Linked DNA regions of Homo sapiens: regions 1, 2, 4, 5 and 6 are each linked to region 3. Evidence: chromatin loops called from intact Hi-C (ENCODE). Cell type or tissue: PC-3. All regions are shown on one strand. Region 1 has its middle 10 kb from the start of LINC00887. Region 2 overlaps LOC105374287 (a long non-coding RNA gene). Region 3 holds the start of LINC02026 (long intergenic non-protein coding RNA 2026). Region 4 overlaps LINC02038 (long intergenic non-protein coding RNA 2038). Region 5 holds the start of LOC105374286 (a long non-coding RNA gene). Region 6 has its middle 63 kb from the start of LINC02038.

Region 1 (4,000 bases), 320 kb before region 3:
TGTGCGTATGTGGTGTGTGGTGTGTGTGTATGGTGTGTGTAGTGTGTGTGTATGTGGTGTGTGTGGCGGGTGTGTTTTGTATGTGTAGTGTGTGTGTATGTGGTGTGTGTGTAGTGTGTGTATGTGGTGTGTGTGTAGTCTGTGTGTCGGTGTGTGTGTGTGTGTGTGTGTGTATGTGGTGTGTGGGTGTATGTGTCTGGTGTGTGTGTGTGTGTGTGTGTAGTGTGTATGTGTGTGTGTGTGGTCTGTGTGTCGGGTGTGTGTGTGTATGGTGTGTGTGTGTAGTGTGTATGTGGTGTGTGTGTGGTCTGTGTGTCGGGTGTGTGGGTGTATGGTGTGTGTGGTGTGTGTGTATGTGGTGTGTGGGTGTATGTGTGGTGGTCTGTGATTTTAGGTGGATGTTTTAGGGTGGTGAGAGTTGGAGCCTCAGAACCAAGGGCGTGGACATAAGGTCCCTGCCGCTGAGGGCGGGACAAAAGGAGTCTGAGCGGAAGAGCTGCCTTATATGTCGGCTTTTGCCCACTCACATTGCAAAGAACACAAGAGCAGCCTGGGCACAGGGTGAGTCGCTGCTGCATGGCGGAGGGCAGCAGTTGCTGTGTGGCATCGTTTCTGGTACAGAGTCCACCATGACCGGATCAACAACGGGGATGGAACTCAGCTTTCTGGAGCCGGTCTTGAGAGGGGTGGGGTTTTGAGTGATGGGAGTCTTTTTCAGCCTGCCTCCAGCATCCAGAAAGTACATTGGCAGGACACGGGGACCTTGCGAGGCAGTGTGCTCCTGGCTGACCCACTCCGTGCCTGGGAAGGGACACTGCGCCCCAAAGAACGCTTGGGGCCGTGGTCGGGTCACGCGGAAGCCTGAACGCCAAGCAGTCATCAGGCGAGATTGATGGCAGAGGAGTGGTTTGGGGGAGGCCCGGGTGGCCTGCTGCAGCTTCACCGCTGTTATTTATGGCCTCGCTGAGGCGTCAGTGACTGGGTTGACAGCTCGCTGTAAGCTGACCTGGCTGGCGCACTGCCTGCAGCCTTCTGCCTGCCCATCCCTCGGCGTGAGGAATGTCAGCCTCGGAGACAGTGACCAGACGCAGTAGGTGTGGAAGGACGGGTTCCAGAATCCTCACCCCGAGACCTCTTTATCCGGAGAGAGGCGTGTGTGCGTGTGTGGACACATGCTTGTACCCCCTCCTATTTATACAAGCAGACATTTGTGACAGAGACACAGCGCAGCTAACTTGATTCTGACTTTTGGTACAGGGGAAATGAGCACAAATAATCCCAAATAATAAGTAAAATCCCAAAGCAGTTCCTGGGGGATGCAGTTGATTCAGGAAATGGGCATTGAAGGGATTTCGTTTTTGTCTTTGTGATTTGTTTTTGCTGTGTGTGGGGGGGGGTTTATTTTTTATTTATTTATGTTTTTTGAGATGGAATCTCACTCTGTCCCCAGGCTGGAGTACAGTGGCGCGATCTCGGCTCACTGTAACCTCCGCCTCCTGGATTCAAGCGATTCTCCTGCCTCAGCCTCCTGAGCAGCTGGGACTACAGGCGTGCGCCACCACGCCCGGCTAATTTTTGAGTTTTTAGTAGAGACAGGGTTTCACCACGTTGGCCAGGATGGTCTCAATCTCTTGGCCTCGTGATCTGCCCGCCTCGGCCTCCCAAAGTGCTGGGAGTCTGCTAGGACTGAATCTGAAAGACTGGAGAAAGTAAGACGTGTGGGAATGGGGAAGGAGATTCCAGGTCGGGGGTGGCGTCTACTGCAGGCCTGGGTGTTGAGGAAGCACAGAGTTTGGGCAACTACAGGCGGTTGCCTGGTGTGGAGCAGCTTGTGCTGGAGGCAGGGGTTGGTGATGACGAGGAAATCGAAGCCCAGAGCGCATCATTCACTTGCTCAAAGTCACACAGCTTTGCCGTCAGAACTGGGGTGATGCTGTGGGCGTGACAGCCTCTCCAGGCCAGCTCTGTTTCCCGCACACTATCCTCTCTCCCCTCCCTGAGGCTGGCACATCCCCGAATCACCCGATACCACCTTGCCCTGCCCCACCCAGGAGGCTCAGCTCGCGGACAGAGTGACTCAGGCATTAATCAGCTTTTCCCTGGGTTGAGAAAACCTGAGACAGAGAGCTACAGTCGCGCCTGCCACATCTACCTCCCCAGCCATCCTACTCTCTATGCTGCTGCAAACTAGACATTCCTTCCTGGAGGGACCTCTCGCTTCCCATCTTCAGATCAGGACGCACGGTCTCTTCTCCGCAGCTGCTTCCTCTGGTGTTCCTGTGCTCCTGTCGGCCCGCTGCTCCCACACACATGCCCATTCTTCTCGGGCTGGCTTGTATCTCAGGGTTACGCTCCCCAGGTCCCTTGCTCCAGGTAGGTTTGGCCAATAGCAGGTGAGGAGAGGGTGGGCGGAGGGGAGACGCCGGGGCATTTCCTCCCCTGGGTCCCTGCTCTAGGAAGCATCTCTAGCAGGGCTTGCGCCTCCCCGGCGCCAGTTCCCACTGCGCAGGTCTGCTGTGGCTTCTGCCTGGTGGGCAGCTCCCGGCCTCCGGGCTCCACCTGCTTCCCTTTTCTGTCCCTCCTGCTCCAAATGGTGCAGCGCCGTCCTCCCATTGCTCACCTCGGGGCTGCTCACCATCTCGTTTGCCTTCTCAGTTTTTATACCACCGATGCAACCAGTCCCCTGGATTAAACTCCCTCTGTTGGAAATACTAGCATGGTTCCTGATGGGCCGGGCCCCTGGCTGATACACTTCCTTCTAGGAGGATGGCACCGGGTCAGAGTGTTCAGACTTGTTGACGTCCCTCCCCCCACTCAATTCGTCACTGAGCCAGAAGACTGAGCCTTGGGAATGTCTCTGAGCCCACCCCACCTCTCCTCTCTGGCAGCAGCCTTGGGCGAGTCCTGCCCTGGTCAACCCCAGCAGCCTCCCACCAAGGCCAGCCCAGCAGCCCACCCTCCCACGGCTGCTCAAGCCCACCAGGCCATGCTTTAGACGAGGCTCTGTAACTTTGCAAATCAAGCATGCACCGTAGGACCAGCCTTTCCACTCTGCTCCCAAGCTGCCTTCCAGCCCTGTGCCATCCTCTACACACCCCTCCCCCCGCTGTACACCCCACACCCCATTACCAGGCTACCAGTCACTTCCCAAACACACCCTGCACACTGGTCTGCTCGCTGTCTGCTTTGCCTTGTCAGTTTTTGTACCACCTATATCTATGCAGCCAGTCCCCTGGATTAAATTCCCTCTGTTTGCAATACTAGTGGGCTTCCTGTTGTGCTGGACCCCTGGTGATATATTTCCTTCTAGGAGGATGGCAGCAGGTCCTCTGCCTGCTCGTTCATGCTGTTCCCTCTGCCTGAACTGCCTCCCCCTCTTTTTTTTTTCTGAGATGAAGTCTCCCTCTGTTGCCCAGGTTGGAGTGCAGTGGCTTGATCTCAGCTCCCTGCAACCTCTGCATCCCAGGTTCAAGCAATTCTCTTGCCTCAGCCTCTGAGTAACTGGGATTACAGGTGCCCACCACTATGCTCAACTAATTTTTGTATTTTTAGTAGAGATGGGGTTTCACCATGTTGGCCCAGCTGGTTTCAAACTCCTGACCTCAATTGATCCGCCCACCTCAGCCTCCCAAGGTGCTGGGATTACAGGTGTGAGCCACCATGCCCAGTTGGCCCTCTCTTTTTTACTAGTAAAAAGTCTATTGATTCTTTTGATTCTTTAAGACCTACAGCAATTGCTGCGTCCTCTAGGATGAAACACATCACTACCCATTCTGCTTTCCTTGGCCGTCTGTCCCTGCCTCTGTGAGGGCCCTTCTCACAGGCGATGTGAATGTCTCCAGGACTGGGACCCTGTCTCAGCCCTCGTGTACCCAGATTCCTAGCACCGAGGCCAGCCCTCACACAGGAACTCAGGAAATGTTGACTGGAGTGGAAAGTGCACCTTGAAATCACCTCACCCCCGACCCCAGTCCCTTGGAGACGGGGCGTGCTCCCAGGC
Region 2 (4,000 bases), 75 kb after region 3:
GGTATCTAGATGAGGTACTGTTGTGGATCCCTCCTAGGCCTTAATTGTCTATTTCACACCACTGCCTTTAGAAAGGATGAAAGAGGCAAAGAGCCTGAAACTTCAAAATCAGCTGTGAAGACAGGACAGGACACCACTAAGACACAGGGGTGCACTGGAGCTGGTTTACAACCAGCTCAAGAGAGACAATTGTTAAAATTTTAGAAGTTTTGTGGGTCAGTTGTTAAATACAGCCATTATTAAAATTAAATTTTATGGATTTATAATTAAATAAATTATATCCTCAAAAAGGAAACAAAGGCATGCATGTAGTCCCCATTAACTCGGTAGAGGCTGAGGCGGGAGGATCATTTGCACCTAGGAGTTCGGGCAATATAGCAAGACCCCATCTCTCAAAGTAGGTGAGTAAATTAATTAATTAAAAAATGAAAAGGAAACGAATACTCAAAACTCATTGCTTCCAGATTATTTTACTATATTCTACCATTACACATACTCTTGAGGTTATTAGCAGCTATGGTAGCTACATGGCAGACGGAGACACTGCAGAATGGTGTCCATCTCTTCTCAGCTGCATTCAGTGATGTCGTGTTGGTCATGTGACATCAGTTGTGGTGTGAGTATTTACACTACGGAAATGGACAAGTGCTAGAAACCTGAGGGTGATTCATTGTTTTGCTGGTATCTTGACTTAAGAACATGATGGAAAAATATTAATAATGCAGATTAAATTTAACAGTATGTTTTGTCCATGCCATTACATGGTGAATAGCACAAAAAGTTGAGGAAGTATTCTTCTAGTACTCAAAAACTATTACCCAATTCTGCAAAGAAGCTGCATATCATTGATGAAAGAGTAAACTTCCTACATACCTTTATTGTTTCACTTCTGTCTTACGTATTCACTTAAATGAAAATATCAACCAACATTCATGCCAGAGCTCCAGCTGTTTGTCAGCTGCTCACATAGATTGGCTACATATTCAAAGTTTCAGCAGCAATCAATGAAAGCCTTTTGTGAGTCTCACTTGGCTGTATAAAATTTACCGTAAATGGTATTACGATGGGTAATTTTATGTGTCAAAGTGACTGGGTGTAGTGATACCCAGATAGCTGGCAAATCATTTTTTCTGGGTGTGTCTGTGAGGGTGCTTCTGGAAGAGATGAACATGTAAATTCTTAGATGGAGTAAAAACGATTCACTTTCACCAGTGTGGTAGACATCACCCAATCCACTGAGAGCCCTCCTCAAGAAAACAAAAAGAAAGAAGAGGAGCAAATTCTCCTTCTCTTCTTGAGCTGAAACATCACCTTCTCCCGCCCTTAGACATCAGAGCTCCTGGCTTTCAGGACTTCAAATGCCAGGACTTACACTAGCACCCTCGCACCCCCCATTTCTACTCCCTACATCCCAGCCCTGCTCTCAAGACTTGGAGTTACACCCTGATTCTAAGCCCTTCAGACTCAGACTGAACGACGCCACTGGCTTTCTTGGTTCTGCAGCTTGCAGACAGCATATCTTGGGACTTCTCAGCCTCCGTAACTGAGTGTGAGGCAATTCCTACAGTAAATCCCATCTTATATATCAAAATCTCCCTATTGCTTCTCTGGAGAACCCTAATACAAGTATTGTGTGTTATTATTTTTAAATTGTGTTGTACATGTTCTTTATATTAGTAAAGTTTACAATAAACTTATGTCTATCTGTCTATGTACCTATCTGTATTTTTCCCCAGATATCCAATTGTTAAGTCTTTGACACTATACCAGTGCTGAGACATTTCTTCCTTGTAAGTTGACAGGAAGGAAAAATAATTCTCTTGAATAACACAAATCAAACAATCTCTGGAGAGCAGAACTGACTTGGTTTGGGTGCAGAGCGTTTCCTGGGAGCTCATGAAAAGCAGGTCACTAACTACACAGTTGAATGAGTCATAGTTTTCTCCTTTCTAAAACACAATGCGCTTTATTCAAGAAGCTCAAGATTTTAGCAATAGCAGCTCCTCCCAGCAGCCTCTCAGGATGAGAGTATTAGATGCTTCACTCCCACCTCTTCTTAGTGACTAGCTCCGGGAGCCAAAAGTCTGGGGTTACTATCTCCTAAATTCTTCCTCCCTCATTTTAACCAGCCACAGCAGCCCTCTTCCTGTTCTTCAGGCATGCTGGGGATGCTCCTGCCTCTGAGCTTTGCATCTGCTGTCCTCTCTGCCTGGAACAGTCTTCCCCAGATACTAACATGACTCATGCTTTTTATTCAAATGTCACCTTCCTGACCACCTGTATTAGTCAGGGGTCTCTAGAGGGACAGAACTAACAGGACATATATACATAAAGGGGAGTTTATTAGGTATTAAGTTACATGATCACAGGGTCCCACAATAGGCTGTCTGCAAGCTGAGGAGCAAGGAGAGATAGTCCAAGTCCCAAAACTGAAGAACTTGGAGTCCGATGTTCGAAGACAGGAAGCAACCAGCATGGAAGAAAGTAGGCTGGGAGGCCAGGCCCGTCTCTCCTTTTCATGTTTTCCTGCCTGCTTTGTATTTGCTAGAAGCTGATTAGATTTTGCCCACCAGATTAAGGGTAGATCTGCCTTCTCCAGTCCACTGACTCAAAAGTTAATCTCTTTTGGCAACATCCTCACAGACACGCCCAGGAACAATACTTTGTATGCTTCAATCCAATCAAGTTGACACTCAGCATTAACCATCACAAGTCCACCCCTGGTCAACTTGAACTCATACACATCTCATGAGATCACACATAATCTTCAAATAAAGAAAATAATAAGGTCATAATTATACCTAACATAATACGACTATCATTGGTACAATGATAAATGCACCAATCCCCAACCCAAATACTATTACATAAAGTTAACAATACTTAAATGCTGATATGAAGTCAATAAATCTTATGTCACATGATAAAGGAAAAGGAAATAAAATAAAGATATTTTCTTAGTACAAGCATATACCTGGACAAACATATTTTTAGCAAAAGAAGGGAAGAGGAAATACTCATGACAATTACAGTCCCTGTTTCTGCAGCTGGTCACGTGGTCATAGCTGGTATCAATGACCACCTTCTTCTACTACCCATTCTGTATTCCCTTTGCCTTCAGCAAGCACCTCAGCAGGTTGTGGTTTTTTCCCTGGTGGAGCGACCCAAACCTTCATTCCTGAGAGGTCTGGGCCATGTGTAGTCCTGCCTGGATTAGGCTGTTGTAGTTTCCTATTGACCTTAATCACAGAGGATGGTAATATCAAGAGATGCCCTAATGGTTCTCCTGTATTCCATGCATACTCTTCCTTACCTCCGTTATGGAGTAGTAGGCTGATTTCAACTTGATAATCTGGGTCAATCATCTCAGCCAACACTGTAATTCCCTTCTTAGCCTGTTGACCTAAAGGTAGGAGGAGCCCAAAGTGTCCAGGTGGCAATCTTAACTTCCAGTTTAATGAAATCGTTGTTGTATCTCCTGGTGGCAGCTTTCCTCCCTCTGGAACTAGGACCTCTAGGCCAGCAAAATGTAATGTCGTGGGAACAGGAAGCAGAAATTTTGCTAGTGGATCACTAGGGGTGATGGTGAGTGGTGCCACTTCTACTTCTGCACCTTGATTCTTGGACCCATGAATCCTGGCCATGGGAGAAACAGTACCATATATATATAGGACGCTGATTCAGAGCATACAGGGCCTTCTGGAGAACTTTGTCTCAGCCCTGCAAAGTATTGTCATCTAGTTGGCATTGTAATTGAGACTTCAAAAGGCCATTCCACCATTCTATCAATCCAGTTGCTTCAGGATGATGGGGAACATGGTAAGACCAGTGAATTCCATGAGCATGAGCCCACTGCCACACTTCTTTAGCCACAAAGTGAGTGCCTTGGTCAGAGGCAATGTTGTGTGGAATACCATGACAGTGGCTAAGGCATTCTGTGAGCCCACGGATGCTAGTCTTGGCAGAGGCATTGCATGCAGAATAGGCAAACGCATATCCA
Region 3 (4,000 bases):
AGTCCAATTATTTTTACATTCAGGCTTTTTTTTTTTTAATGTGTTTTCTCCTTTTTTTCCCTTAGTTGCTGACCTCCATAACAGCAGACAAAATTGGAAGCAAGAGTGATTTTGGAGGAGTCACACTTAGATGTTTCCCTTACCTATTTCTGTTCTGGAAATTTAAAAATCTTACTTCTCGTGACAGTCCTACATGAAAAATTAAAAATCACAAGGATTCATGGATGGAAAACTGAGACTCAGAGAATGATCACATTCACATCGTAATAAATCAGCAATAGAGTGAGTGATTGTTCCTTGGTAAGAAATCAACTCTAAACTCAGTTGGAAACCTTTGCCAATATTACTTAACACATGACAATCTGGTGTGACTCATTTTTCTTGACATTATGCAAATAAAGGAAACAAGACTGAGTGGCCTTCTGTCCGGAGAGCAGGAAATGAAGGCTGTCTGGGGCCACATGTTTCCTGGGACATGTGGTGTCAGAAATGGGTACTAGAAGAACCAGGCCTTTGTTCATGTCTTTTATTTTTTATTTTTGTTTTTTTTTAGATGGAGTCTCACTCTGTCGCCCAGGCTGAAGTGCAGTGGCACTGTCTCGGCTCATTGCGACCTCCGCCTCACCGGTTCAAGCAATTCTCCTGCCTCAGCCTCCCGAGTAGCTGGGATTATAGGCGCCCGCCACTACACCCAGCTAATTTTTGTATTTTTAGTAGAGACATGGTTTCACCATGTTAGCCAGGCTGGTCTAGAACTCATGACCTCGTGATCCACCCGCCTCCGCCTCCCAAAGTGCTGGGATTACAGGCGTGAGCCACGGTGCCTGGCTGCCATTGTTCATTTCTATTTCATGAGTGATCGGCTCTTGTTGGCCATGGCTGGAGGAGTCAGCTCCCAAAATCCACACTCTCTAGGAGTGCTGAACCATAAATAATCTATCAGGACTCCTAGATTCCACTCTCTAGAGCTGCAACCAGAAGTTCCTTCCTTCCCGGCCCTGCTTCCCACTAAAGGAAACATTTGACTTTTGGGGATGAGATGTTTCAAGCCAGCCAATCCTTCTCACAGGAAGCAGAACCCCAGCCACCATGGAGCTTATCCTTGGGGCGCAGAGAAACACTGACCTAATGCTGTAATCAAGTACTGGATTTTATTTTTAAATCTTTTTACCTCACAAGCTGACTTTATTCTGGCTAGAGGGCTCCTGAACCTCTGTAAACTCCCCAGGAGGTAATTTCCAGTGCTAATCTCGCTAACGAGGTGTCAGTTACAGAAATGGCCCACGCCCTGGTTTCTTCTAAGTGGACATTACAGTGTTTCTTCAGAGGGGCCTGTGCTGGGACACCTCGGAAATGGAAGAATTTATAGCAAGGATGTTATTTCTCACTAAGTGAGCAGAAGAGCTGGAAGATCTCTTTAGAGATCATTAGAAGGATGGGGAAACTGAGGCTCAGAGAAGGGCAGTGGCTGCCCGAGGCCACAGAGCTGAGTGGCAGCAGGGTTGGGTTAGAGACTGGACCTTGTGGCGGAGCTGGCCTGCTTTGGGCTGTTCCACACACCACTGACTTTCTAGATTGTTTCATGTTCATGGAATCATCCTCAAACTCTACTCCCCAAAATTGTACCATAGATTAACTTCGGGCACCCCCCAAGTCAAAACTTCAACAGCTAAGGGACACGGATCATGCGGCCTGCTGAACACGCCATCAAGTGGGGCAAAGTCTTCTTTCTTTGTGATCAGGGTATGCACTCTCCCTTGGCCTCTGAATAAGCTGTACCCAGGGTTCCTCGATGACTCAGCTGCAGCAGGCTATCCACCACACATGTCCGTGGCCACCACGGCGGGAACCGGGCTCACCATCACTTACCACTAGAGATGTCAAACCACCCCCCTCCTAACCCAGGCCCCACTGCGGCCTCCCTGCCCTGCTCCAGCCTCGGTCTGTTGTGCAAGAGCCAGAGGGGACTTACGATCACGGAGCCACACGCCCAGGCCCAACCCAGGCCCAGGAGCTCCACCCTAGGGAAACGCCTAAGTCAGAACAGAGCACTCCTAACCCCCCGGGGCAAGGAGGGGAGGCCAGGCAGCCGGAAGGAAACTCCTGAGCTTTTTACGGAATGCACAAGACAAAAGGTGAGGGTCTCCACGTAGGGAAAGAACGCATTATTATTTACGGCCTTGGTCTGGAGAGGAGAACATGCTGCTCTTTGCAGCCCGGCGTGTGATTCATTTCCCCCGGGAGCTGCAGGGCCGAGGCAGGGCGTGCGCTCCGGCAGCCTCCAGACAGCCGCGCACTCCCGCCCGCTCGTTTATTTATGGTGCTTTATCAGCGGCTGTGCACCGCGGCGATAAAGTTTATGAAAAGAGGCGGCGTCTCCGGCCGGCGGGCTGGGCCCGGCGCTCCTTTCCCACACTGATTAGGATCAGCCAGGGCTTTGGAAGCTGCAGTTAAGGATCTCGGGTGCCCGGAGCCTCGGCTCCCCCTTCCTGCCCCGCCCGCGGGCTGGCCGGCTGCTGGCCCGCGTGGGAGGCGAGGTCAGGGCTGCGGCCGCGGCCCTTCCCCTGGGAGCGGGAGGGAGGAGGGAGGAGGAGGAGAGAAGCCGCCCTGCGGGGGAGGGAGCTCCAAGGCCCCGGGAAGTGGGACAGCCAGAGAAAAATACCGTCCAAATATAAATGGGCAAGTCCCCACGTTAAGAGATGAACGAGAATTTTTTATTTTTTGAGACAGAGTCTCGCTCTGTTGTCCGGGTTGGAGTGCAGTGGTGAGATCTTGGCTCACTGCAACCTCCGCCTCCGGGGTTCAAGGGATTCTCCAGCGTCAGCCTCCCGAGTAGCTGGGATTACAAGCGCCTGCCACCAGGCCTGGCTAATTTTTGTATTTTTAGTAGAGATGGGGTTTCACCATGTTGGTCAGGCTGGTCTCGAACTCCTGACCTCAGGTGATCCACCCAACTCGGCCTCCCAAAGTGCTGAGATTACAGGCGGAACAGGAATTTAATAGGAATTTTTCTCCTCTGAAGGCGGTGCACCGTCTCCTCTCCCCCATTTACTTTCCTACATTCCTTTCTCCTTTCCCGTCATTTCACCTGCATTTACTGTGTCTTTGCATTAAGGCTTGATTCATTTTGTCCCTTTTCATAGCCATGTTTTGTTCAGTCCTTCAGAAGATAGAAATTGAACACCTGACTTGTGGACAGCACCTCTAAACACTGCAGAGAGAGATTCAGAGATGAATAGCCCTGGCCCTTAGGGTTCTTGCGGTCACAAGCACCGTCCAGTAAGAGCAGCCCATGGTTATGAGTAACAAGAGCAGACACTACGGCAGGCACTTGGTTTAGGGACATTGCCTTGTTTCATCCTCACGGTGACTTCAGGAGGACAGTGCCATCGTTACGCCGTTTAACAGATGGTAAAACTGAGGCCCAGAGAGGGGAGTGCCTTGCTTCAGATGACTCAGCAACGCAGTGGCTGAGCAAGGATTTGAACTCAGGCAGAATGGTGGCAGAGCCTGTTTGCCTAACTTCTAAATTTCCCTAACTCTCTAGAACAGAGGGTAGTAGGAGTGCAGCAGACAGGACAACTAACCCTGCCTGGAAAAGTCATGGTGGGCTTCCCGGAGGAGGCGTCCTTAGGCTGGGGCTTGAAGACGAGGTATTTACCAGACAAATAGTGGAGAAGAAGGCTGTCTTAAACAGAAAAAACTTCTTATGTGGTCCTGGGTTCTGAGGGCCCAGCTCTTCTCACCCTCCTTCTCCGAGGAGTGGGGGAACGGAAGTGCAGAGCCTTCGTGTTTTACCCTCCTTCTCCGAGGAGTGGGGAACGGAAGTGCAGAGCCTTTATGTTTTGTGACAGTGGAATCCCCTTCGCGGGCCACCTCCTCGATCTGAAAGGCTCTATCTGCAGCTACTGAATTCCCTTCAGCTCGTAAGTCTTAATAGCAATGTCATCCCCTTCTGAAAACTTTCCTGGACTGCTCCTTATCTTGCTGCCGGTGATTG
Region 4 (4,000 bases), 160 kb after region 3:
ACCCTCACATATCCTAAAAGAAACTATGGCAGTTGGAGCCTGAGTTTTCTGGGTGACTGCTTCTCTATCTTTGTCTCTCTCTCTCGCCCACACCCGCCATTACTGCCAAACTCAGTTGCAAGGATTCCTGACCTATTTTTGCTCTCTAGCCTCTGCCTTTGCTGACAATGTCAGCCTCTGCTTTGAAAGCCCTTCCCTCTCTGGGCTGCTTCCATTAGTCCTTCAGCTTCCGAATCTTATGGCTCTCACCATCCCTTTCCTTGTGTTTCTGTTATTCATATCCCAAAGCCCTTCCAAATAGTGATATTCTCCAGGGCAAGGATCCTCTCCAATTTATTATCATATCCCTGGATCCTCCTATGACCTTTGGCATAGCTGTTGGAGGAGTGAGCAGATGAGTGAGTAAGTAACTGATCTTCTCCTCACCCATCCTCAGAGGAAGACCACGGGACAGGTGTGAGTGGTGCCTCCCAAAGATACTCCAAATACCAACCCCTAGCACCTGTGGATGTGACTTTATTTGGAAATTGGGTCTTGGCAGATGTCATTAAGTTAAAGATCTTGAGATGAGATCATCCTGAATTTAGAGTGGGCCTTAAATCCTGATAAAGAGACAGAAAAAGAGAAGACACAGAGACATACACAGGAGAGAGCCATGTGAAGCCAGAGGCAGAGATTGGAAAGATTTATCTATAAGAAAAGCCAAGAACTGCCAGAAGCTAGGAGAGAGGCATGGGATAAATTTTCCCATTCCTCACACCATTCACAAAAATTAACTTAAAATGGATCAAAGACTCAAATGTAAAGCTAAAATTATGAAAACCCCTAAAAGAAAAGATGGGATAAATCTTAATGACCTAGCATTAGGCAATGGTTTCTTAGATATGACTCCAAAAGCATGAGCAACAAAAGAAAAAATAGTTAAGTTGGATTTCATTGATACTAAAAATATTTGTATTTCTAAGAACACCACCAAGAAAGTATAAAAGACAGCCAAAAGAATGGGAGAAAAATTTTGCAAACCATATATCTGATAAGGGGTTTGTATCTAGAATATATAAATAACTCTTAAAACTCAATACTAAAAAGACAATGAACACAATCTGAAAACGGTCAAAAGACTAGGTGCAGTGGCTCACACCTGTAATCCCAGCCCTTTGGGAGGCTGAGGCGGGAGAACTGCTTAAGCCCAGGAGTCCTCATCAATTTCTTTTTGGGCAGGAATGTTGTTGCATGCCTATAGTTCCAGTTACCCTGAAGGCTAAGGTAGGAGGATGGCTTGAGCCTAGGTGTTTGAGGTTACAGTGAGCTATGATTGTACCATTGCTCTCCAGCCTGAGCAACAGAGAGACACTTGTTCTCTCTTTTTTTTTTAAATAAAGGCAAAAGATCTGAAAGCTATTTCTCCATAAGACTATATACAATGATCAATAAACACATAAAAAGATGAGTCATTAGCTATCAGGGAAATGCAAATAAAAACCACAATGAAATTATATAACACTAGATGGCTGTCATAAAAAAGACAAATAATAAAAATTGTTGGTGAGGGTGTGGAGAAATCAGAATTCTCATACGCTGCTGGTGGAAATGTAAAATAGTGGAGAGACTCTGGAAAACAGTCTGGCAATTCCTCAAAAGGTTAAACATAGAGTTACCACATAAGCCCATTCTATTCCATTTCTAGGTATATAACCAAGAGAAATGAAAACATACACCCATGCAAAAATTTGTGCCAAAAGTTCATAGTAACATTATTCATAATAGCCAAAAAGCGCAAACAACCCAAATGTCCCAAATGTCTATCAAGTGATGAATGGATTAAAAATTGTGTTATACCCAAACACCAGACTATTACTCAGCCATACGAAGGAGGTGCGCACTCACGTTACAACACAAATAAACCTTGAAAATATTATACTAAGTGAAAGAAGCTGGTTACCAAAAAAACCCCCACATATTATATGATTCGATTTATATGAAATGTCCAGAATAGGCAAATCCATACAAGCACAAAGTAGATTCTTGGTTTCCCAGGGCTGGAGATGGAGGAGATGAGGGAAGTTAAGGGGTGACAGCTGAAAGGGTGACAGCTAAAAGGGATGGAGGTTTCTCTGAGAGGCTGGGGAAGATGTTTGAAATTGTACTGTGGCAATGGTTGGTGGCACAGCTCTGTGAATATAGTAAAAGCCACTGAGTGGTACAATTGAAACCAGTGAATTGTGTGGTATGTGAATTATATTTCAATAAAAAAAGTACATATCTAATTGATATAAAAAGACTGGACTGGAAACACATTTGCCAAAATGTGTGGTGGGTTATAGGTGGTATTTATTTTCCACTTCATGTTTTTCTCTAGTAACCAAATTTTCTCCACTTCACATGGTTTATAGATTCTTCTCATAATCATAAAAATTACTAATATAAAAATTAATAAGTAAAAGACTAGATGGTTCCCTTCCCTTCTCTTCCCTTTCCTTTCCTCTAGTGGAAGATTAATTACTTAAATGGCACGTCAATTGTACTGAAGTGTAATTAAAAATGCAGATACATCTTAAAAGCAGAGATATCTTCATCAAGGAAACATTCTTTCTTTTTTAAAATTTTATTTTATTTTAAGTTCTGGGACACATGTGCAGAACGTGCAGGTTTGTTACACAGGTAAACGTGTGCCATGGTGGTTTGCCGCACCTACCAACCCATCACCTAGGCATGAAGCCCCGCATGCAGTAACTATTTATCCTGATGTTTTCCCTCCCTACTCCCCACAGGCCCTGGTGTGTGTTGTTCCCTTCCCTCTGTCCATGTGTTCTCATTGTTCAGCTCCCACTTATGAGTGAGAACATGCAGTGTTTGGTTTTCTGTTCCTGTGTTAGTTTGCTGCGAATGATCGCTTCCAGCTTCATGTCCCTGCAAAGGACATGGCCTCATTCCTTTTTATGGCTACATAGTATTTCATGGTATATGTACCACATTTTCTTTATCCAGTCTATCATTGTTGGGCATTTGGGTTGATTCCATGTCTTTGCTATTACAAATAGTATGGCAATAAACATATGTGCGCATGTATCTTTATAATAGAATGATTTATATTACTTTGGGTATATACCCAGTAATGGAATTGCTGGGTCAAATGATATTTCTGGTTCTAGATCCTTGAGGAATCATCACACTGTCTTCCACAATGGTTGAACTGATTTACATTCCCACCAACAGTGTAAAAGCGTTCCTATTTCTCCACAGCCTTGCCAGCATCTGTTGTTTCTTGACTTTTTAACAGTTGCCATACTGACTGGCGTGAGATGGTACCTCATTGTGGTTTTGATTTGCATTTCTCTAATGATCACTGATGTTGAGCTTTTTTTCATATGCTTGTTGGCTACATAAATGTTTTATTTTGAGAAGTCTCTGTTCATGTCCTTGGCCCACCTTTTGATGGGGTTGTTTTTTCTTGTAAATTTGTTTAAGTTCCTTGTAGATTCTGGATATTACACCTTTGTCAGATGGGTAGATTGCAAAAATTTTCTTTCATTCTGTAGGTTTCCTGTTCACTCTTGATGATAGTTTCTTTTGCTGTACAGAAGCGCTTTAGTTTAATTAGATGCCATTTGTCAATTTTTGCTTTTTTTGCAATTGCTTTTGGCAATTTCATCATAAAATCTTTGCCCATGCCTATGTCCTGAATGGTACTGCCTGGATTTTCTTCTAGGGTTTTTATGGTTTTGGGTTTTACATTTAAGTCTTTAATCCATCTTGAGTTAATTTTTGTATAAGGTATAAGGAAGGGGTCCAGTTTCAGTTTACTGAATATGGCTGGCCAGTTTTCCCAGCACCATTTATGAAATAGAGAATCCTTTCCCCATTGTTTGTCTTTGTCAGGTTTGCCAAAGATGAGATGGTTGTAGATGTGTGGTCTTATATCTGAGATCTCTACTCTGTTCTATTGGTCTATGTGTCAAAACAGACCTTTTCTACACAGCATCCTTGACAAAAAGGTCCA
Region 5 (4,000 bases), 130 kb after region 3:
AGTCCTTTCAAAACAGAACATTTACAATTTCCTTCTTTAAGAAAAGAGTACTTAAAAAAACAAAAACGAAAGCCACGTTTGTGATTCTCGCTTCTTCCATTACTTACCTTCTAATTTTCCAAGTCTTGGCTTGGCATTCAGGGCCCCCTGTAATTAGGCCCCTGCAATGTGGATCACCTTCTCCCTATCCCTGTGTTGCTTGTACCTCTATTACAACATTGCACACGCTCAGCCCTGCTACCTCTATTACAACATTGCACACGCTCAGGCCTGCTACCTCTATTACAACATTGCACCTGCTCAACCCTGCAATATTCCAACTAAAGAGCATGGGACACTGAATTCGTTTTTATGTCCAGTAGAACATCTGCCACACAGTCACGCACATAGTAGGTGTCCAGTGACAGTGTATTGAATGGAATGGGCTCATTCCTGCTTCCTGCAGCATGGTCCCTATGGCCTGTCTAGAGCACATCTTTCTATCTGGGGGCAAGTTTGGGCCTGTCACCCCCTGCAGTAGACACTAACACACAAAGGGGTGAGATTAGCCCCTGTGCATAGTTCCAAAGAACGAGCTGGCCTAAATAATACTTCTGAGTGTGCTACCAGTGCAACTGAGTTATTTCTTAAACCATCACATCCAGGTGCCTAGTATGTTTCTAGGAACTTTATCTGAAAGCATCAATTTCTGTCACTGATCCCCCAAATTGTAATTGCTCAAGACCAAGTGAGGACTAAAACTCCGCAGGCATGACAGCCCTGTGTTTTGGTGCTACATGCGGGGGGACTGAATGTCTTACAGAGGAGCTTACAGTCTAATGGGGTGGGGTGGGCAGGGAAACAAACCTGCAGAGAGCGACAATAGGCAAGACAAGAGCATGAAGAGAGACACTGTGTATGGGTAGGGGTGGCTGGGAGAATGAGGATTACATGACAGAGTTTATAGAAAGTGCCTGGCACATAGTAGGTGTTCAGTAAATGGTAACGAGTCATATTCTCACTACCACACAAGCAGCTGGGTTCACAGAGGATCAAGGCCTGTGCCTCCCTCTGACTGCCATGCCTCTTCCTCCCCTATCCTGCCCACTCCCTCTGCTCCGGCCTGGTCTTCTGATCATGAGGAACATGCCAAGTTCTTTCTTTCCCCAGCAGGGAAAAGCTATTCCTTATTCCAGAAATCTGTGTTCCCAGCTTAGGGCAAGACTGGCTGCTGCTTGCTCTTTAGGTCTCAGAATAAATGCCACCTCCCCTTGCCTGACCACTGCACTGCCCTGCCCCAGAGTTATTCTCTATCACATCACACTGGCTAGTTCCTTCTTTGCAATTACCAGAAGCTCTAAAAATTTTGTTTCTTTCTTTGCTTGTTCCTTGTCCCACTAGGCTTCAGGCTCGAGACAGAGAGGAACCGCCTCTGTGTTTTTCACTGTCGTGTCTCAGTGCTGGGAGTGTACTCCATGTGGTCAGTGTGTGATCAATTTAACTGTGCCTGAGGGTTCTGAGAAGACCTCACAAATGAAGGTACCTTTGACCAGAGCCACGGAGAGGGGACAAGAGTTTACCCACCAGGCGCTGCAAAGCTGAGGTGGCAGGTCAGGACTTCCAGTGAGAAGGAGGTACTGGTAAAGGAGACTGTTATTATGAGCAGCTCCGTCCAGGAGAAGCCAGGGTTCCTGGTCCAAAACAGCACCCTAGGTTCAAATAGGAATACCCTGGGGTTGGAGGTGAGGGAAGGGTGGTGGACAGCTCACTCAGCTATCAGAAGCTGAGGGATAAGTCCCCTTCCTCCAATCTGGGCTTTCTTAGCAGCCTTTTGAGCTGGAATTTGTTTTGTTTTGTTTTGTTTATGGTGGGACCTACCCACTGTGCAGGGAGGATCTTATCAGGTGGCCAAGCTTGTTTTTTGTTTGTTTGTTTTGAGATGGAGTCTTGCTCTGTTGCCCAAGCTAGAGTACAGTGGTGTGATCTCGGCTCACTGTAACCTCTGCCTCCTGGGTTCAAGCAATTCTCCTGCCTTAGCCTCCCACGTAGCTGGGACTACAGGCGTACACCACCATGCCCAGCTAATTTTTGTATTTTTAGTAGAGACGGGGTTTCACCATGTTGGCCAGGATGGTCTCGATCTCCTGACCTCATGATCTGCCCATGTAGGCCTCCCAATAAGCCTGGTTTTTGGAACAATACAAATAATGAAAATTTTAAGTACTGACATTTATTGAGCTCCTATTGTACTATTTTACACACATCTGGTTTAAGCCACAGCCACTGCACAAGATTGGCATTTTTCCCCATTTCCAGAGGCTGAAACTGAGATTGAGTTTCATGTCCAAAGAGTGAGTAACATGTGTAAAGTCATGGGGCTAGGAAGTGGTGGATGGAGTTTCAAACCCAGCTGTGTTTGACCCTGAAGCCAGGGCGCTAAACCACAATCTTTTTTCTGGCCAGTGTATCTCACAGGTGAATCAATTCACTGGGTTTGGCGCATTCCCTTGTGGGCTGAGTCACCATAAGTCAGACTGCCTGAACCTGTTCCTCTCTGGGAGGCTGATAGAAACCTAATCTCTAAACTGACAATGCCAGGGGCAGGACTCTGGACTTTGGTAACCCCATGATGGGGTGGCTCCCTACTCTCCCACTCAGAGCTGCAGATAGCTTTTCTCCAGGACAGCAGGACTCAAGGGTGCTATGGGGGTTAGTTATTGCAGACATCTTGCTTTGCTTTGCTGTAGAGTGGGGTGGCTAAGAGCTTGGGTAGAGGCAGACAGACTGGTTTGAAATCCAGCCTTTGCACTTCGTAGCTGTGTGACCTTAGCTTGGGCAAGTTTCTTTACCGCTCTGTGCTTCAACTCTCATCTTTAAAATGAGGCTGAGAACAGTCTCATGGTGCTACTGTGAGGATTACGTGAAAAAACGCGCTTGCACATAGCAAACCCTCAGCAATCATTAGCCTTTATCATTGCTGTTGTTGTGACTGGTATATATATATATACTTTTTTTTTTTTTTTGAGTGGAGTTTCACTCTTGTCGCCCAGGCTGGAGTGCAATGTCGCAATCTCGGCTCACTGCAACCTCCGCCTCCTGGGTTCAAGTGATTCTCCTGCCTCAGCCTCCCGAGTAGCTAGGATTACAGGCATGCACACCACGCCCGGCTAATTTTGTATTTTTAGTAGAGATGGGGTTTCACCATGTTGGCCAGGCTGGTCTCAAACTCCTGACCTCAGGTGATCCACCCGCCTCGGCCTCCCAAAGTGCTGGGATTACAGGAGTGAGCCACTGCACCCCGCCTGTTGTGAATAGTCTTAAGGGGAGGCGTAGTGGGATGTAATGGGCTGGAGTCCTAGGCCACCACTTTTTAGCCATGTGACCTTTGAGATGAACTATTAAACTTCATCCCAGAATCTTTCTAAATTCTCCAAAGTTAAAGATGAGATTTAATAGCTCATCTATTAAAGATTTCTGGGATGGCATTCTTAAAATTAAGATTAGCTTCTGTTAAGGAATTAGAAAACACCAGAGGTAGGGAATGGTCCCTGTCACATATAGACAGCATTTGCCCTAAACCATGCTCTGGTCAAGAGGAGGCTGAGGACTTCTGAGCCATTTGCCTCTCATCAGAACGTCCTGGGTGTAGTGTCAGAGAGTGGCTGTATTGGCTTGTCTGAACAGCTAGTGTGTTGCTTTGGTTTGAGCTGAAAGATTGTTCTAACAAAGGTGCATGGTGACTATGGTCAGCATAGGCGTTAGGAGAGGAGGGGCCGTCTGTGCACACTGTCCTGGGTGTGCCCATCCTCAGGAGCTCAGCTGTGTAGTGTGTGGCAGCCTGTCCCCCTGACTCCCGCCGGTGAGGTTCACAGATGGTCAGAGCTCCCAGGTGCGGCTCTAAAGCTCTGGCTCTGCTGCCGTGGCCCCAGGCAACCTGGCTGGCTCATGGGCTTCAGCTTCTCACATGTGGAAGAGCACAGATCATCCTTCACCCCAGTATCCCGGTAGCTGACCTCAGACT
Region 6 (4,000 bases), 220 kb after region 3:
AAGAAGGCATTTCCAGACCTCGCTGCGGCTGGCACCACCACATTTTTTGCATTCTCTGCCTCTGCGGCTCCTGGAGGCATGAGGTGTGTATCTGCCTGTGTGTGTGTCTCTTATCTACCTCAGGAGAAAAGGACACGAGTCTTGTGACTCAGCCTAAGAGCAATTTCCTCCTTTGACTTCACATTTCCAATTGGAGGGACCCTGGGTTCCAGCGATAACCGTGAGAGTGTCTTCTTAGAGCGAATGTCCTTAATTGTGCTCTGACTTTCCAGGGCTTCTGAGCAGGTGCTGTTGGGAGTCCTTGAGAACTCCAGAATAAGTGAGGTCTGATCCATGCTCCAAACGCAACTACAGTCAAATAGAGGGGATACACACTTATGTTCGGTGTAACTCTCACACCAAACGAACCATGACAAATGCCACAGGGAGCTAAGTGCCATAAAGAATGATTGTAAATGTTAGATATAATAATGGCAAGTGGTTATGTTAAAGGGAAAGCAGTCCTTCTCAGTCAGAGATGCATGCAGATGTCTAGGTTGTTTTAAAATACTCTAGGGAAAGCCAGGCCCGGTGGCTCATGCCTGTAATCCCAGCACTTTGAAAGTCCAAAGCAGGCGGATCACCTGAGGTCAGGAGTTCGAGACCAGCCTGGCAAACATGGAGAAACCCTGTCTCTACTAAAAATACAAAAATTAACTAGGCAGGGTGGCGGGAGCCTGTAATCCCAGCTACTCAGGAGGCTGAGACAGGAGAATCACTTGAATCTGGGAGGTGGAGGTTGCTGTGAGCCAAGTTCACACCACTGTACTCCAGCCTGGGCGGCAGAGCAAGACTCTATCTCAAAATAAATAAATAAATAAGTAACGCTAGGGAAAAACATCTTAAGTGTTTTGGGGTGAGATGATATGATGTCTGGGGTTTGATTTAAAACATTCCAGAAAAAAGGTTGGAGAATAGATGAACAATTTGGCAAAACATTGATAATTGTCATTATTAAAGCTGGGCGTGGGTATAAGAGAGTTTGTTATATCATATTCTCTATTTTTGTATATGCTTGGAAAATTCCAGAATAAAAAGTTAAAAGGAAATGAATGGTTAATGCTGACAGGAGGTGTGTGGGTCAGGGACAGCTTCACACAGTAGGTGAGGTTGAAACTGGGCTTAGAAGATGAGTCAGAGATTGGAAGTGGGAGGGATAGACATGATTTGGAAGCTCTTGTTGGCTTTATTTTTTGTCTGTAAATCCTTCTGTTCTCCTGGGTTTTCATAGCAGTGAAAGCATTTCCCCCTCCAGGGTGTGACCTGCCCTTGTTTCAGACACCCCTTTGGATGGGGCCTCTCAGTGAGGCCTTCTTTGGCTGGCAGAGCTGGAGCTGTCGTGGCCCTGACCAGGTCTGCAGCCCCCACCCCGCTTCCTTCCTCCTCTCTCCCCCTCCATGCCCCGTCTGGGGAAAATTATCCCAGCTCCAAGTAGTAAATTTAAGGCCTTGGCAGCCCTCCCACAGATGACTCCCAAATTATCCCATTCCAAGGGTGGGAGTGGGGAGGCCAGAAGTTCAGGCCCGAGGCATTCACCCAGTCGTTTGAGAGCTCCGGGCGCCATCTGCTGACGGCACCCGGAGCTCCAGCTTGGAATGAAGGCAGGGGGTGTGCTGGAATTCACCAACTCCAGAACAAGGCCGGTCTCAGATCTCTGAGAATGAAGGGGATGCACTGTTTGACAGACACCAGGCAGAAAAGGCGAAGAAAGAGGACGTGTGTGCGTGTGCCTATGTGTGTGCCCGAGTCTGCGTTTGTGGATTTATGCATTTTATGCATGGCGACTGGCTGCTGGGCTGGGGGTGTTTTGGAGGGTGTGTTGGGATGGTCTGCATGCTTCTGTCATTGTTCCTTAGGGTGAGTATGTGGGCCGTCTCCAGAGTAAAAAGACAGTAAATAAGAGGTAATCAGACCCAGCTGTATCCCTCCGAGGGAAGTCTCCAGATGTCCTCCCATCGTTAATCCTCAGCCCAAACATGGGTGATAGGTGACTCGGTTGATTGCATTTTCAGCTGGGGAAAATGAGGCATGTGGCATAACCAGAGCCCTTAGTGAGAAGACTGGCTTCACCACAAGCATCAAATAACCTGGAGGCAAAGACCCTGGAGGTCATTGAGTTCAACCTTCTTACTTTGCAGAGAAGGAAGCATGAGTTCAATGAAGGGGAAAGCAAAAGAGATCCTATTAGATTATCCTTCAAGTCCTTCTCAGCCATGAGTTCTGATGGGCAATTCCGCAACTCACCAAGCCCAATATTTGTGCCAGGAGGGTCCTGGGCAGCTGCTCTCCTGCCTTGCCCCATCTCTGCTTTACCTCTTCTCTATTTTCTCTCCTGAAAGAATTTCCTGGCCCATAAATCCTGAGAGATTTATTATTTCCTGAGGCATCCCTTAGTTGGAAAATGTAGCTTTACAGTCGCCGACTCAGGACCACACTGGGGTCCCAGCTGTTAGCGTGGGAGCACAATTTCTCCTGCATGGTAGTGGGGAGGACGCCAGCCTTCCACCCATCGCAGAGGGGCCACCAACATCACTAGTTACATTTCCTGGCTTCTAACTAAAGCTGCTGAAACACCAGCTCAGAAGTTTCTCTCAGCAAGTTGTAAGAGCAGCCACAAAGTCTAAGAAGAACCAAAGAGCTTGGTTTCTCTCCTCGCCAGCTGGAAGCAGGGGACCTGGGATCTTCCTGTCATCACGATTATTTCTTCTCTCTAAAATGACTGCTTCTGACTCTAGTCTTTTCCCCTCCAATGTGAAAAAAAAAAAATTCCTAAAGCACAGCTCACCTCAAAATCCTGCAGGCAACACCTCCTTTTTTCATATAGGATAAGTCCAGATACTTTTATGGGTTCTTCAAGCACCTCAAACCATGACCCCACATCCCTCCAACACCTTCTCTTCATATTTTCCTATGTGCACTGAGTTCCGGCCACACTGGCCCCTTACCTGTTTCTAGTTCCACCCCCAAGGCCGTTCTGCATCTGCATTGACCATACTGTCACTCACAGCTCCCTCAACCTCAAATGCTCCTTTCTCTGTCTCTAAATGTTGAGATCCCATTTCCCAAAGACCTATCTCAAATGCCATCCTTTCCTGGAAGCCTTTAGGGACCTCCTCCCTCCAAACTAAACAATCCCTGTTGAGTCTGCTGGTGTTGTATTCGGCTTGTACCTTTTCACATTCTTCTAGGCTGCCTTATTTTACAGCTCCTTCTTCCCATTGACTATTCCCCCACTCAGATTCTGAGACCCTGGAGTGCAGCGGCAGTGTCTACAGCATCTTCCTCTTTCCTTTCATCACCCTCCTTCCTCCCAAAGATCCAGCAGTGAGGACAGTTCCCAGCAATGAGGACATTCTCAGGGGATAGTGGTAGAATTGAATTTCCAAGTAATTTATAAGCGATATTCACGTAATCTAATATTTTGACTTTTCCAATCTCTGCTCTCCTCCCTTAGGGCAAATTAACCCAGAAGAGTACTTCAGAGAACACAGACAAACTGCCGTGCAGTGAAGAGAATGTGGCAGGAAGCCCTGGTATTCTAGAAGAAGCTCTGCCCACTCCAGACAGGATCCGCACGCCTAGTGCCATGTCTATCTCCAAGGAGATCACATTCTAGAGCCAAGGACCGCCACTGAGAAGAAAGTAACGTGAGCCGTCAGAATGCATACCTGGAGCGCTCCAGGAAGGAAATCTCAGCCCCGGCATCCTCCATGGTCACACGGAGAGGGCGGGTGTCCTTGTAGCTTTGGCCCTGAGATGGGAGCTAGAGCTGGACACAGGGTTCTAGTCCTGGCTTTGCTGTAAACAGCTCCCAGACCTGGAGCAAGTGCCTTACCTGTCTGTGTAATGTGGGAGCTGATGTGGATCATCTTTAAGCCCTCTGCAAGATGGACACGCTGGGATCATAATAAGGACACATGCCAGTCAGGCCAGGTTCTTCATTTGAAAACCTTTATACATT

Evidence for each region. A loop is a pair of places that touch in the nucleus more often than their neighbours do. Peaks named below come from ENCODE experiments on the same cell type or tissue, not always from the same donor. Only the 100,000 strongest peaks of a DNase experiment are listed, where the experiment ranks them.
Region 1: a loop joins it to region 3, with 7 times the contacts of the local background. A loop is called at or near these places in 39 of 110 quality-filtered maps.
Region 2: it touches region 3 in a loop (7-fold over the local background); 4 of 110 quality-filtered maps call a loop at or near these places.
Region 4: it touches region 3 in a loop (7-fold over the local background); 7 of 110 quality-filtered maps call a loop at or near these places.
Region 5: a loop joins it to region 3, with 5 times the contacts of the local background. A loop is called at or near these places in 13 of 110 quality-filtered maps.
Region 6: a loop joins it to region 3, with 4 times the contacts of the local background. A loop is called at or near these places in 47 of 110 quality-filtered maps.

The regions. Positions count from the first base shown.
Region 1 is chr3:194,320,958-194,324,957 of GRCh38, reverse strand. No RefSeq gene overlaps it. Among named protein-coding and RNA genes, the nearest start is that of LINC00887, 10 kb to the right of the region's middle. RefSeq lists enhancers at 1,556-2,755, 3,924-4,000 and a silencer at 3,924-4,000. In PC-3, no CTCF peak of the experiment used is centred here; DNase peaks (open chromatin) are centred at 507, 987, 2,027 and 2,777; H3K4me3 peaks cover 3,415 bases; H3K27ac peaks cover 3,864 bases.
Region 2 is chr3:193,927,062-193,931,061 of GRCh38, reverse strand. LOC105374287 (a long non-coding RNA gene) reads left to right here. Exons shown (of 2, transcript XR_007096293.1): 2 at 1-1,709. Among named protein-coding and RNA genes, the nearest start is that of LINC02026, 75 kb to the left of the region's middle. In PC-3, no CTCF peak of the experiment used is centred here; DNase peaks (open chromatin) are centred at 1,951 and 2,231; H3K4me3 peaks cover 485 bases; H3K27ac peaks cover 2,524 bases.
Region 3 is chr3:194,001,720-194,005,719 of GRCh38, reverse strand. It overlaps LINC02026 (long intergenic non-protein coding RNA 2026), which reads left to right and starts at 2,061. Exons shown (of 3, transcript NR_033944.1): 1 at 2,061-2,135. LINC02028 (long intergenic non-protein coding RNA 2028) reads left to right here. Exons shown (of 3, transcript NR_136179.1): 3 at 66-264. RefSeq lists an enhancer at 1,487-2,002 and a silencer at 2,366-2,535. In PC-3, no CTCF peak of the experiment used is centred here; DNase peaks (open chromatin) are centred at 399, 2,129 and 2,219; H3K4me3 peaks cover 1,622 bases; H3K27ac peaks cover 3,238 bases.
Region 4 is chr3:193,837,905-193,841,904 of GRCh38, reverse strand. It overlaps LINC02038 (long intergenic non-protein coding RNA 2038), which reads left to right. Exons shown (of 3, transcript NR_146718.1): 3 at 1-1,077. Among named protein-coding and RNA genes, the nearest start is that of LINC02038, 4.1 kb to the left of the region's middle. In PC-3, no CTCF peak of the experiment used is centred here; a DNase peak (open chromatin) is centred at 1,584; H3K4me3 peaks cover 655 bases; H3K27ac peaks cover 1,575 bases.
Region 5 is chr3:193,870,978-193,874,977 of GRCh38, reverse strand. It overlaps LOC105374286 (a long non-coding RNA gene), which reads right to left and starts at 195. Exons shown (of 5, transcript XR_001741076.2): 1 at 108-195. In PC-3, no CTCF peak of the experiment used is centred here; a DNase peak (open chromatin) is centred at 2,497; H3K27ac peaks cover 2,121 bases.
Region 6 is chr3:193,778,559-193,782,558 of GRCh38, reverse strand. No RefSeq gene overlaps it. Among named protein-coding and RNA genes, the nearest start is that of LINC02038, 63 kb to the left of the region's middle. RefSeq lists silencers at 1,045-1,339, 1,592-1,651. In PC-3, a CTCF peak has its summit at 1,609 (motif pointing left); DNase peaks (open chromatin) are centred at 98, 1,208 and 1,528; H3K27ac peaks cover 1,478 bases.